Regions from separate parts of the Homo sapiens genome. Here regions 1, 2 and 3 are each linked to region 4. The links are chromatin contacts, found by Hi-C or POLR2A ChIA-PET in ENCODE. All regions are on one chromosome and are shown on one strand. The core of a region is the stretch at or near the end of the contact, and the rest is flanking DNA. Distances in the headings are between cores, read along the strand shown. Region 1 holds the start of TOR4A (torsin family 4 member A). Region 2 holds the start of RNF208 (ring finger protein 208). Region 3 holds the start of DPP7 (dipeptidyl peptidase 7). Region 4 holds the start of ZMYND19 (zinc finger MYND-type containing 19).

Region 1 (3,222 bases), core at 46-2,545, 310 kb after region 4:
GCCGATACTTGCGCGAGGTCTCCGGGTAAAGCACCAGGCGGCTGCGCCGGCGCTTCTTGCGTGGCGTCCTGGAGGGTAGCTCCGCGGGGCTGTCGAAGGTGAAGAACTTTGGCTGGTCCAGGTCCGCGCGCGGTGCCCGGGGGCTGCAGCCCGGCCTGGGCGCCCCGGTCCCGACGTCGGGCCCCCCACCCGGCTGCAGGAGGCGCCGTTTGCGTAGGACACACACCCGGCGGCGCAGGCGGAGCACAGCGCGCACGGGCGCGATCACGCACCGGCCCGAGGCTCGGGGGGCCGCGGCAGCAGGCTCCAGGCTGGGCTGGCCGCGGTCCATGTCGCAGGAACGGCGCTCCGCATACAGGTCGCCCTCCCTGCAACGGGAAGACGGGGAGGGTCTCTGGACTCCCGCCACTGCCCTTTCCCGCGGGCCGCCGGAACCGGTCCCCGGAGTGATCTTACCCCCTGGGAGTCCCGTGGGGTGCGGCCCGGGCTGCCCCAGGGCCAGGGGCCTGGTCGCGGCCTCGCCCCTCAGACCGGCAAGCGACCCCTCCGCCCCTCCGCCCCTCCGCCCCTCCGCAGGGCCCCGATGCAAATCTCTCGGGTCTTCCCATAAACGGCCGCGGGCCTTGAGGAAGTGGCGGGGTAGAGGCTTATCTGGTGGCCGCCCCGGCTTCCTGGAGGAGTCGTCGAAGGAGTCAGTGGCCGCCCAGGCGCCCACTGGGGTGAACAGTCACCCCCGGACCCTGCCCCCGCCCGCGGCTCCCACTGGACTGGGCCGTCTCCCAAGGAGGGGCCGCGGGAAGCAGAGGCCTGAGCGCCCAGGAGTTCAGAGACGCCCCCACACGCTCCAGAACACTTGGCGGGGGTCTGGCTGGAACTTATGATTTTGAGAATAGGCCCGGGCCCCGTCCCCAGGCTCAACCCAGGCCTCCCAGCCCCGACTCCAAAACTGGGGTCCTCCCAACACCCCTCCAGTGAACGAGCTGAGCAGTGCAGGGAGCCCCCCGGAGACTAGTGGAGGTGAAACGAAAAGATGGACAGAAAGAAGAGGCCGGTCGGAGCAAGAGAGCCACTGACTGGCAGGAACTGGGCCCTGGGCCCCAACCCACCCCCTACCTGCAGCTGGTCCACTGCCCTCAGCTCCGCAGGCCCCTGCCTGTGCCAGACGCTGGGGCCTGAGACTCCAAGCAGGAAATGCGCCTCCCAGGGCGAGGGGGTGGGCCAGGGGCCTCCTGGGCCAGCTTCGGCCTGGAGGGGCAGCGACACCTGTGGGTCCCCAGGGAGCGGCCGGCCGGAGTAGAGGAAGCTCTGGGGAGGTTTCCGCTTCTATGCAAAGGAAGTGAGTCAGGGGGTGCGGCCCAGGCGGGACTTGGGCTGGACGGAGGCGCCAAAGGGGGGAGGCCTGGCCGGCTTGCCCAGATCCCCTGGCCGGAGGTCACATTCCCGCTTCAGTTCTCTAGCGCTCAGAGCCCTCCTGGCTTGGTCAGGCTCAGGACACCTGGTGAGGCCGAGGGCCCCTGCTGCATGCTGTGCCCCCACCCTGGGCTCCTGCACCTCAGCCTGTCCTCCAGGGCCCCCACCTCCCCCAGGTTATCCCTTCCACCTGTCACCCCACACACAGGGCTTACAGCTGGGGGGAGGGGCTCCAGGCCCTGTGTAAGCAAGGCGGGAGCAAGGCAGCAGCACAGGGGGCGGGCAGGGTCCTCTGCCGAGCTGCATACCCCCAATCCCTCTCTTATTACTCCTCTCCCCGCTTTTTCATTCCCCTCCTGACCCCAATCGGGGGCCCCCCAAAGTGGGCTCATTGTCTTTCCTTTCCCCCTTCCTCCGTCCCCAGCCTGGAGCCCCCTGCCCAGGACAGGCCAGCACACACAGACGGAAGTTCTATCACGGAAAAAACCACGTGCGGCTCAGGGTCCCTGTGGGGGTTGGGGAACAAATTTAGAAACAACTTGGGCCGGGAGCCAGGAGCTGGAGCTCTGGGCCCTTCCCCCTGCCGGCCTGCCTAAAGGACCCTGGACTCCTCCTACCCTGGCCCAGCCTGGAAGCCGCCTTCCAAGGAGGGGCAAGGTGGCCGCTCCAGCCACACCAGTGCTGCTGGCATTCAGCTCAGGACCCCGCAGTCCCAGGGACGCCCCACTCCTCCCAACAGCCAGCCCGGGCCTGATGGTTCCAGCTGTATATTCCTCACACACTGCACCCAACCAGACAGGCTCCATCAGGGAAACCGGTCGTGGGTTGGGGGTTTCCATTCTCTCCAGGGTATGGGGTCCACCGGACTATCACGCTCCCCTCCAGGAGCCAGGCCTAGGGCTCCCCTCCCCTGTGCAAGGGGTGCTCGGGGGCCCGGATCCCCAATTGTCGAGGCCGCGGGGGCCGCACACACCAGGTGGAATGCTGGTGCTCTTTGGGCCCACTCCCCGGCCTCTGTGGGACCAGAGCGGAAGGAGGTTGGCTGTCCAGGCCCCGTGGCCCCAGCACGGAGGTTGGGGTCCTTTGGGGGCCTCAGGCTTTGAGTCTCGGTGCTTCTTCTGACACAGAGAGGACCCTGGAGGGGAGGCCCTCGGGCAGATGCAGGCTGACCGAGCCCTGGAAAACCTGCAGCAAAGCCTCTGCCCTGCCTCCAAGTGCACCCAGGGCTGGAGCTGCTTCTGCCAGAGGCTGGCCCAGCAAATCCTCAGGCCAGAGCCCTCTGCAGGAAAGGGACTCGCTCAAGGGGTGCCCCAAGACCTGGCCCTATGGGTCAAAGGTGAATCTGAGGCCTGGGCCAAGGCCTCACCCCCTGCACTTTCTCCCATCTACAGGGGTGAAGGGAGCCCCAGAACCCCAGCTCCCAGGGCCATCACCATCTCCTGTGATACCCAGGGCCACCCCCAATCACACCCATTCCCATTCCAGGAGGCCTCCCCTCCCGCCTCCCTACCCAACCCAGCCCTGCCGCTGCGCCCAGAATTCATGTCCATCACCCACAAACACAGTACATGTTCTCAGCCTCTGAAAGGACTTCACCCTCACTGCTTCCCCCAGCCCTTGCCAGCAAGGTTGTTTTCCCCAAACCGTGGGCAGCCTCCCCACTTCTCCTCCCAAATTCCCCATAGGTTTCACTTCACCAGACGATGCCTCCCGTGCCTGGGCCCTCGGTCCTCCCCTACCAAGTCCTTCTCCCTAACTTCCCAGCAGCGTCCACACCCAGTCGCTCAGGCAGCTCTGCTCTTTCTGCCCCTA
Region 2 (2,990 bases), core at 150-2,649, 370 kb after region 4:
ATGCGCAAACAAGGCAGGAACCGGCCGTGGAAATATTATTGCCCAGAAGCCCACGCGCTCCGGGGTTTCCCGAAAGACCCGGTTCGGATGTGACCAATACTCGGCTTGGGGTTCTCCAGCTCTGAATGGCGGGTCTGAAAAGGCCTGGCCTGGGGGGCGGGGCCTCGTGGCGGGGGCGGGATCTCATCCCCTACGGGGTGGGGTCTCGCTGAGGGGGCGGGGCCTGCGGCCTGGTGCTTCCTCGGGCGCACGCCGGGTCGGTGAGCAGAGTCTGCGGCGGAGCTGGGCTCCCGGCCCTCCCCAGGCCCAGGCTGCCTCAGTTGCCCCACCATCTTGCCAGGGCCCCGTAAGGACCCCTCCAGCAGCGCCCCTGTCACCCGCACACCTCTCCCTATTGCTCTTCTGAGTGACACTCGCCCGAGGCCCCACAGAGGGGCCAAGCCAGACCCTATGCGCAGGGCTGCTCCTCCAGCCTGTTTTGCCCACGCGAGCTCCCGCACCAGCGGCACCGTCCCCTCTGGGCTCAGCACTCTGCAGGCCCTGGGGCTCTGCCTAGAGCAGGTGCGGTCTGGCCAGTCCAGCGGAGAGAGGAGCTGAAGGAGGCCAGGATGTCCAGGGCCAGGTGCGGGGCCAGAGCTGGTCACAGCGTGGCAGCGGAGGCCCTCGAAGCCCTGGTCCCCTGCCTCACGGTGACCAGCAAGCCCGAGGGCTCCACAGGCAGAAGGCGGACCCAGGAGGGCAGGGAAGCCCCGGGTGAGGAAGCGGAGAGGCCCGGGCCTGCGCGCTGGAGTGCCAGGGGCCACCCTGTCCGGGCAGGTGCGGTCCTCAGGGCCGCCTCCACCCCGCACTGGGCTGCCAGCCTGTCCTTCGCGCACTCCCACCGGACCCGTCCGTCCACCGGCCTCGGCCTTCTGATCCGCTCCGCCCGCCCCGCTCTTGCCCCTTAGAGTCACAGCGATCTATCTGAGCTACGGCACCGGGCACAGGCGGAGCTGGAGGACTCGGGGCCTTCCCATGGGGCGGGGGGCCGGGGACGGGGGAAGGCACCGGTGGGCCCTGGAACCAGCTCCCCTGGGATCCTCCGCGCAGGTCCCCTCCCTCTCACTCCAGAGTCCTGAGGCCTCCTACTGTGAGGGAGGAGAACAGCCGGATTCTCCTCCTGAATCTGGGGGGGCGGGGGCTTGACCAGGACCCAGGATCAGCCTGGAGAGAACTGGGGGCGACGCGGGGGTCCTGCCCCCCACGCAGTCCGCGGGCGAGAGCGACGCCGGGAGCGGACCGAGGGGCGGCCGGGAGGCTGGCCCCGCCCCGCGGACCCCGCGCGGGTCCCCAGACGGGGGGTGGCGCTGCGGGCGCGGGCGGGCGCCGCGCGCACTGCGGTCCCCGCGCCTCCGCCGCAGAGCGCGCCACGCTCCGCACGCACCTGCCGCCGTCGCCGCCGTGCCGAAACCCGCGCCCCGCGCCCCACGCCCGCGCCCGCGCCCCTCGGTGCCGCCCGGGCCCCGCCATCGCCTGAGGTCGCTGCGGCCGCCGCCGGAGCCGCCGGAGCCCCCCGAGCTGCCGGGCCGAGGCGCGGGCGCCGCGTCCGGGCCTGCCTTTGAGACAACCTCTGCGGCGGCGGCGCGCGGCCGGGACGCCAGGCTGGGGCAGGTGAGCGCAGGGGGCGGGGGCCGGGGGCGGACTCAGCGCCCCTCCCCACGCGACGGGGGTCGGCCCTCGGGAAGGTGCGTCTGGCCTTGGAGGCGGGGACCGGGGAGGGGGTTGGGTTCTGAGGCCCGCGGAGGTCGGGATCCCACGGCTGAGGTCAGGGTCAGAGGTCGGGCGCCCGGTCCTTTGTGCAGGGCGAGGGCTAGGGTGGGGGTGGCCGGGGCACTGCCCTCATGCCGTCTCTCACCTGCAGCTCAGGCCTGGCCCAGGCCTCGCCTCTGCTCCTGCCGCGGAGCCTGCCGCCCCGGTCCTCCTGCAGCCAGCGCTTCGGCTAGCTGCCTTCCCTGGGCGCCCTGTCCTGGAGCCATGGGGCCCACCCAGCCCCTGCCTGCCCCGATGTCCCGGCCCGCGGCCTGCTGACCTCGGCTGCAGGGGGAGCCCCCCCCGCGCCCCCTCGCCAGCCTCAGCAGCCAGAGACCCTGGGTGAGACCCTGGGCCAGACCCCCAGCCCAGGGCAGCCTCCCACCCCTCCCTGCCCCCGCCTGCCTCCCCCTCCCCCACCCCTTCCTCCTCCTCCCAGGACTGGACCAGAGAAGCCACTGTGGCCACTGGGGGGGGCCCTGCACCCCCAACTCTCGCCGGCTGTCCCTAGGAGTCCACGGGCCGTCCGGGGCCCCCCCCAGGCCTGGCGGGACCAGGATGCTGCCCTGTCACCTGCCCCCCAGCCCCACACAACGCCCCCACCCACCCGAACATCCAGTCTGACTGGAGACAGCCGGATGCCCTCTGACCCCGGGCCCGAGGCGGGCAGTGGCTGGCCGGGCCTCCTCATGTCCTGCCTGAAGGGTCCCCATGTCATCCTCAAGATGGAGGCCATGAAGATTGTCCACCCTGAAAAGTTCCCTGAGCTACCGGCTGCCCCCTGCTTCCCGCCTGCTCCCCGGCCCACCCCAACTCTGGCACCCAAGCGTGCCTGGCCCTCAGACACAGAGATCATTGTCAACCAGGCCTGTGGGGGGGACATGCCTGCCTTGGAAGGGGCACCCCATACCCCGCCACTGCCACGGCGGCCCCGTAAGGGAAGCTCGGAGCTGGGCTTTCCCCGCGTGGCCCCAGAGGATGAGGTCATTGTGAATCAGTACGTGATTCGGCCTGGCCCCTCGGCCTCGGCGGCTTCTTCGGCGGCGGCAGGCGAGCCCCTGGAGTGCCCCACCTGTGGGCACTCCTACAATGTCACCCAGCGGAGGCCCCGCGTGCTGTCCTGCCTGCACTCTGTGTGTGAGCAGTGCCTGCAGATTCTCTACGAGTCCTGCCCCAAGTACAAGTTCATCTCCTGCCCCACC
Region 3 (3,378 bases), core at 368-2,867, 480 kb after region 4:
TGCCTTAAACCTTGATTCCATACAGCATATGTTTCTGTGGGCACAGGGATGTGGGCAGGGGACTGTGGCCACCCTCACCCCTGGCAGAGCCATGCTGGGTAGCCCCATGCCCACCCTTCCCGGCTTGGGAGGCCCTGGCTGCTGCCCAGAGGGGCATCAATGCCTGGGCCGTGGACAAGAGGGAAAGTGGCTTCCTTGGAAACCCTGCTCCTGGAGCCCTCCCTGAGGCTCTGGCCCCTCTGTGGGCCCAGCCAAGCCTGGAGCGTCTCCAGGCTCTGGTGTGCTTGGGGAGCTGGCCAGCTCTCGGCCTAGCTGGCGTCTCCAGAGCTGCGGTCCTGGGTGAGGGTTGCTGGTGGAGTTCTGGCCACCTAAGGCACCCGAGGGAGCCAAAGGAGCAGAGGTGTGGGGTGGGGGACGCCGTGGGGTACCTCCACATCCAAGGAGGTCTGCTGTTTGTCCTCACCCCCGTCCTGCGGGGGCCCCGGCAGGCAGCCCCAGGAACTGCGTAGGGATGGGACAGGGCCCAGATGTGAGGGCCGTGGTGGGGACGGTGTGTGGCCCTGGATGACCTCGTGTTGCAGTGTGACGTGATGGTCACTGCCACCATGCTGAGGGCCCCAGCCACCAGTCACCCACCATGGGGGGTGCCTCTGTGTGAGGCACGGGAGGGCCATGGCGTGAGGGGCTGTGGAAGTGGCCGGTCTTCTCCGCTCAGCCCCACACAGGATGGGCAGGGCAGGGTCATGCTGGCCGAGGGTAGTCTTGGGAGAAGGACAGGGTAACTCTCTGTAGCTGAGCCCCTGCTGCCCCTGCACCTGTTCTGGGCCTGGCTAGCGGCCCATGTACATCCCCAGCAGGACTCCACGTAGCTAGTCTGGCACCCACCACTACGGCCCCCTCACCCACTCCCTGAACTGGACGCTGGGGAAAGGTGACTTCTTCCATCCTCTGGGTGCTCCCCAGGGAGGAGGCCCCAGCTCCCAGCAGAGGCCTCTGGTCCCCCCTTGTCCCTGCAGGGCTGTGTGGGCACACTGGGTGCCAGTCGGAAGGGCAGGTGGCGATTCCCAGCTCTTGGGAGCTACCCGGCCACATCCCGGCCCTGCCCAGACGCTCCAGGGGCACCCCACACTCCTGCCCGCTGCGAGGCCCCGCCCCGCCAAGCCCAGCCCGTTATCGCTTGGACAAACCCTGGGTTGCTTTCTTCGGGGGGCCAGCACTCTGTTTGGGACCCTCTCCCTCCCGCCCTTAGGGCAGCAGAACGGCCCCCACTCTCCCGGCCCTGCCTTGGAGTGGGGCACCTGCCAGGAGCAAGTGCTGGGGAGGCTTGGCGGGCGCAGCAGGGACTCGCCCTAGCGCAGCTCCGGATGGGGCCGCGGTAGGAGGACGAGCCAGTGGGGCGGGAGGCCGCGGAGATGGCCCGGGGGCCCTCTGCTTCCCCGCGCCGTGCCCGGGAAGGACCCCTGGGCAGCGGCCGCGGGGCGCGGGGTGTTGGGGGGCACAGCCCCGGCGCGGCGCTGAAGCAGCGACGGTCTCCGTGGGGACCGCGGGCGCCCGAAACACGTGGGGCCTGGAGGGAGGAGCGCGCCCTGGCGGCCCCGTGACCCCGCCCACGTGACGGGCGCCCGCGGAAGGCGACATGGGCTCCGCTCCCTGGGCCCCGGTCCTGCTGCTGGCGCTCGGGCTGCGCGGCCTCCAGGCGGGGGGTGAGTGGCGGCGCCCCCCGGCCCATTCCCCGGTCCCGGCCCCGCCTCTGAGGTTCGCGTCCCCCCACAGCCCGCAGGGCCCCGGACCCCGGCTTCCAGGAGCGCTTCTTCCAGCAGCGTCTGGACCACTTCAACTTCGAGCGCTTCGGCAACAAGACCTTCCCTCAGCGCTTCCTGGTGTCGGGTGAGACCCCGGCCCCGGCCCGGCCGCCCCCGCCGTCCCGCCGCCCCCCGGCACCCTCGCCTCATCCGCCCTCCCCACAGACAGGTTCTGGGTCCGGGGCGAGGGGCCCATCTTCTTCTACACTGGGAACGAGGGCGACGTGTGGGCCTTCGCCAACAACTCGGCCTTCGTCGCGGAGCTGGCGGCCGAGCGGGGGGCTCTACTGGTCTTCGCGGAGCACGTGGGTGCCGGGCGGGGTCGCGGGCGGGGTCGCGGGGCACGTGGGTGCCGGGCGGGGTCGCGGGCGGGGGTCGCGGGGCACGCGGGTGCCGGGCGGGGTCGCGGGCGGGGGTCGCGGGGCACGCGGGTGCCGGGCGGGGTCGCGGGCGGGGGTCGCGGGGCACGCGGGTGCCGGGCGGGGTCGCGGGGCCGGGCTCAATGGCACGTTCCCCCAGCGCTACTACGGGAAGTCGCTGCCGTTCGGTGCGCAGTCCACGCAGCGCGGGCACACGGAGCTGCTGACGGTGGAGCAGGCCCTGGCCGACTTCGCAGAGCTGCTCCGCGCGCTACGACGCGACCTCGGGGCCCAGGATGCCCCCGCCATCGCCTTCGGTGGAAGGTGGGCGCCTCCCCCGGCCTCCGCACCCCCTCCCTCCCCTGCCCCGACCCAGCGCCCCCAGCCCTTCTCCCCACTCCCCTCTGACTCCCACCGCTGCCTTTTCGTAAGGCCTCAGGCAGTGGTTCCAGGCTTAGTGTTGCCTCCCCCAGGAAGCCCTCCCACCTGTCCTCCCAGCCACCTGCTCAGCTTGGATGTGCGGCCACACTAGCGGCCTTTCCCAGTGAGAGCTGCACCCGCACCTGGCCCAGGGTTGGAATTTGTGGGTCTCAGAAGTGTCGTCCTCCTTGTGGCACCTGTGGGCCCCTGAGGAGGAAAAGAGGAAATGGGGTGTTGGGGGCAGCAGCCCTAACCCTGTGTCCCTCACCCAGTTATGGGGGGATGCTCAGTGCCTACCTGAGGATGAAGTATCCCCACCTGGTGGCGGGGGCGCTGGCGGCCAGCGCGCCCGTTCTAGCTGTGGCAGGCCTCGGCGACTCCAACCAGTTCTTCCGGGACGTCACGGCGGTGAGTGAGGCTTGGGGTCCTCCAGGCCCCCTAAGGGACAGCAGCTGCAGTCAGCACGGTCTCTTTCCCCCAGGACTTTGAGGGCCAGAGTCCCAAATGCACCCAGGGTGTGCGGGAAGCGTTCCGACAGATCAAGGACTTGTTCCTACAGGGAGGTGAGGTCCTCCCACCGCCTCCCACTGCCTGACCCGCCCCAGCGCCAGCTATGCCCAAACTTCAAGTCTCTGCCCCTTCCACGCAGCCTACGACACGGTCCGCTGGGAGTTCGGCACCTGCCAGCCGCTGTCAGACGAGAAGGACCTGACCCAGCTCTTCATGTTCGCCCGGAATGCCTTCACCGTGCTGGCCATGATGGACTACCCCTACCCCACTGACTTCCTGGGTCCCCT
Region 4 (3,318 bases), core at 773-3,272:
TCACTGCAACCTCTGCCTCCTGGGTTCACGCGATGTTCCTGCCTCAGCCTCCCAAGTAGCTGGGAATACAAGTGTGTGCCACCACATCCGCTAATTTTTGTATTTTTAGTAGAAACGGGATTTCACCCTGTTGGCCAAGCTGGTCTTGAACTCCTGACCTCAGGTGATCCACTTGCCTCGGCCTCCCAAAGTGCTGGGATTACAGGTATGAGCCACCAGGCCCGGACAAAATTTGGACTCGAATCCATTTCAAGTCAACCTCTGGGGGAACCTGGACTATGACACCAGTGCTTTTCAACTACCCTAGGGAGCACCCACCAAGCTCCACTTCTTTTCACAAAGCAGTTGCTCATAATCTCATCACACCCTTGCAACTCCATGAGGTTGAGATTGGTAGGGCAGGTACTTTTTTTTTTTTTTTTGAGACGGAGTCTCGCTCTGTCGCCCAACCTGGAGTGCAGTGGCACGATCTCGGCTCACTGCAAGCTCTGCCTCCCGGGTTCAAGCCATTCTCTTGCCTCAGCCTCCCAAGTAGCTGGGACTACAGGCACCCGCCACCACGCCCGGCTTTTTTTTTTGTATTTTTAGTAGAGGTGGGGTTTCACCGTGTTAGCCAGGATGGTCTCCAGCTCCTGACCTCGTGATCTGCCCGCCTCGGCCTCCCAAAGTGCTAGGATTACAGGCATGAGCCACCGCGCGCGGTCGGACAGGCATGTTTTGAGCAAGGCCCAGCCTGAACCCCAATGTGTGTCTCAGGCAGGCCAGGACTCATCAGCCCCTTCAGTCCTCTAGGGTGTCTGGGGTACTGGCAAGTACCAGGGGACCCAGAGATGGAACGTCTGGGCTCACTCATGTACACCCTTTGCAGGCTGGGGCACGGTGGCTCATGCCTGTAATCCCAGCACTTTGGGAGGCCGAGGTGGGCCGATCACCTCAGGTTGGGAGTTCGAGACCATCCTGGCCAATATGGAAAAACCTCACTTCTACTAAAAATACAAAAATTAGCCGGACATGGTGGCGCGTGCCTGTAGTCCCAGCTACTCGGGAGGCTGAGGCAGGAGAGTCGCTTGAACCCGAGAGGCAGAGGCTGCAGTGAGCCGAGATCGTGCCACTGCACTCTAGCCTGGGTGACAGAGCAAAACTCTGACTCAAAAAAAAAAAAAAAAAAAGCAAGAAAAGAAAACGGAACCCAGCAAGCCAGAAAGGAGCCTGTGCAGCTCCTCAGGTGCAGGAGTCGCCCTTGAGGCAGGGTGAGGCCTCCTCACGGGCGACTGGACACCGGCGGAGCAGGACGCAGGACCTAGCCCCGTTCGCTCCAGGCTGCAGGGGAGCCACGCTGCCCACCACGGCGTACCCAGTCCCTCCCTGAGCGGGTCTCGGCTTTCCCGCGGAGCCTAATGGGCCTCACTGGAGTTCCGTTTCCAGACGCCTTGGACCAGGCTGCTCTGGAGGTCAGCCGCCCCCGAGGCTGAAGAGCCGGCGGCTCGGAGAAGGCTGCGCGGGAGGCCGCGCCCTCCGGGTCGCGTGGGCCGGGCGTCCGCTGTCTCTCCAGAAACACCCGCGTCCCGCGGCAACGGCCTCTTCCTAGCCCGCCTCGCCCGCTCCCCGCCCGCCCAGAGGGCCCCGCACGAGCTCCGTCCACCTCCTCCTTCCGCGCTCGGGGCCAGGACGGCGGCGGGAAACAGCTTACGGAGGCTACCGCAAGGGAGGCGAAAAGCAGCCAGCTCGCAGAGCTCCACGGACCCGGCGCGAGTCCCCAGCCACACTCCGCACTGCCCCTCTAGGCGCGGCGCCGCTGCCCGCACAAAGCTTCCCGCGAAACTGACGTCGGCGCGCGCAGGCACCGCCCCCGGCCTCGCCCCTCCCCCGCGCTCGCCCCGCTCCCCAGAGCGCCGGCGCACTCGCCCTCCTCCTATTGGTTGTTGCGGGGCGGCGCGCGCCGGTCGGCGCCGTGCGCGCCTAGCCATTGGCCGAGCGGCGGCGGGCCGGGGGGTGTGTCCGGGGCTGCGCCCCGCCCCTCCGCTCCGCTCGCTGTGGTGCGCGCGGTGGCGGTGGCGGCGGCGGCGGCGGCGCGTGGCAGGTCCGGCGGGCGCGAGGCGGCGGCGGAGGCCCGAGCCCGGCCCAGCCTCGTCCCGCCCGGAGCCCGCCTGGCTGCTACCCCGACCCCGGCTCCGGTCCCGTCCTGTCCCGGCGCGCCGCGGCCTCGCCCCGGCCCCCGCTCGGCGCCTCCCGAGGGAGCGGCGCTGCCGGCCGAGAGCGCAGGCCCGGCCATGACCGACTTCAAATTGGGTATCGTGCGGCTCGGCCGGGTGGCCGGGAAGGTGAGCGGCGCGGAGCCCGCGACCCGGCCCGTCTCGCCCGTCCAGGCCTCCGCGCGGGGCCGGGGGCGGTTGTGCGGGCGGCGGCCGGGGCGGGGGCGCGGAGCCCGGGATGGGCCCCAGCGGGGCGGGGGACGCTGCGCGGGCCCGGCTGCTGGCCCCGCGCGGGTGCAGCTTCCTCTCGCAGGCCGGCGGGCACGCACCCCTCGGCTCTGGGGTGCACCTGGCCACCCTCGGCCCTGCCCTGCCGGAGGTGGAGGCCACGGCCCTGTCCCGAGCCGGGTGCGGAGATGCGTGGCTCGAGCCCGAGCCGCGTTCTCCCGGAGCCCTCCCAGTGGTGTCGGCGATCCGGGGCCTAGCGCGGCGTCCGGGCTGCCAGTGCGGCCACACGGTTTAAACACAGCGCCCTTTCCGAGGCAGCGCCACTTCCACACCTCTCGCCGAGGCGGGTCTGGTGTGGGCTCTTCTGTGCCTCCCAGTTCTCAGCAGGGCTTCAGGCTCGTTTTAACGCTGCCAGGGGTTGGCCACGTTAGGCTGAGCCTCAGACTCGGAGCAGAGAGGAAGAAGCCTGGGCCCTGATGCTGCAGACTCAGGGCCTTCCTCGACTTCTCTTCTTACTTGGCCCCCACGCTCCACGTTTGAGGCTGGGGATTCCATGGCACCTGTGGGCATTGAGGCTTGGCGGTTTCTCGGAGCCACCTGTGCAGCTGCACCAGCCAGGGTCCTTACCCGGATGGGAGCCCTGTTCCCGTCACCAGCGGCTGCGGCTTTTGGTGGGAGAGAGGAGCCGAGGCAGTGTCAGGCGGCGTCAGGTAAAACAGGTTCAGATCCCAGAAGAAAAACTGCCAAGAGGGAGACTGGCCCGTTCTGGGACCTGTTCCTGTTTCCTGCCCCTGCTGCAAGAGCATAGGCAGGGCCTGCTGGGGAGGAGGCTTTTTTCCACCAGGGAAGGGTGGGCTCTCCAGTCAGGTCGGAGACCAGAGACCCCTTCTAACTCCAC

The links. Hi-C counts contacts between places; a loop is a spot of excess contacts on that map. ChIA-PET counts read pairs that join two places held with the same protein, here RNA polymerase II (POLR2A). Pooled maps may share reads with other maps.
Region 1: a pooled map shows a loop between it and region 4 (4-fold over the local background). The contact joins the promoter of TOR4A here to the promoter of ZMYND19 in region 4. A Hi-C loop is called at or near these places in 2 of 50 pooled maps. POLR2A ChIA-PET finds 5 or more read pairs at or near these places in 2 of 52 experiments (HEK293T and activated T-cell).
Region 2: a loop to region 4 is called in a pooled map, with 15 times the contacts of the local background. The contact joins the promoter of RNF208 here to the promoter of ZMYND19 in region 4. A Hi-C loop is called at or near these places in 1 of 168 maps with a recorded cell type or tissue (B cell) and 8 of 50 pooled maps. POLR2A ChIA-PET finds 5 or more read pairs at or near these places in 2 of 52 experiments (MCF 10A and PC-9).
Region 3: a pooled map shows a loop between it and region 4 (4-fold over the local background). The contact joins the promoter of DPP7 here to the promoter of ZMYND19 in region 4. A Hi-C loop is called at or near these places in 1 of 37 single-sample maps with no recorded cell type and 6 of 50 pooled maps. POLR2A ChIA-PET finds 5 or more read pairs at or near these places in 3 of 52 experiments (B cell, OCI-LY7 and activated naive CD4-positive, alpha-beta T cell).

What each region holds. Positions count from the first base shown.
Region 1 is chr9:137,275,799-137,279,020 of GRCh38, reverse strand. TOR4A (torsin family 4 member A) reads right to left here and starts at 1,295. Exons shown (of 2, transcript NM_017723.3): 1 at 1,114-1,295; 2 at 1-368. The coding sequence starts at 331. RefSeq lists silencers at 735-794, 1,075-1,394.
Region 2 is chr9:137,220,649-137,223,638 of GRCh38, reverse strand. It overlaps RNF208 (ring finger protein 208), which reads left to right and starts at 1,399. Exons shown (of 2, transcript NM_031297.7): 1 at 1,399-1,650; 2 at 1,901-2,990. The coding sequence starts at 2,427. RefSeq lists silencers at 147-496, 807-856, 1,797-1,846.
Region 3 is chr9:137,112,972-137,116,349 of GRCh38, reverse strand. It overlaps DPP7 (dipeptidyl peptidase 7), which reads left to right and starts at 1,617. Exons shown (of 13, transcript NM_013379.3): 1 at 1,617-1,703; 2 at 1,774-1,887; 3 at 1,968-2,107; 4 at 2,322-2,485; 5 at 2,854-2,989; 6 at 3,063-3,144; 7 at 3,231-3,378. The coding sequence starts at 1,637. It overlaps LOC124902314 (a long non-coding RNA gene), which reads right to left and starts at 1,551. Exons shown (of 2, transcript XR_007061874.1): 1 at 1-1,551. RefSeq lists silencers at 1,392-1,741, 1,772-1,921.
Region 4 is chr9:137,589,216-137,592,533 of GRCh38, reverse strand. ZMYND19 (zinc finger MYND-type containing 19) reads left to right here and starts at 2,022. Exons shown (of 6, transcript NM_138462.3): 1 at 2,022-2,321. The coding sequence starts at 2,271. It overlaps LOC124902318 (a long non-coding RNA gene), which reads left to right. Exons shown (of 3, transcript XR_007061885.1): 3 at 1,426-1,495. RefSeq lists silencers at 1,477-1,546, 1,737-2,126, 2,407-2,516, 2,567-2,616 and an enhancer at 2,887-2,936.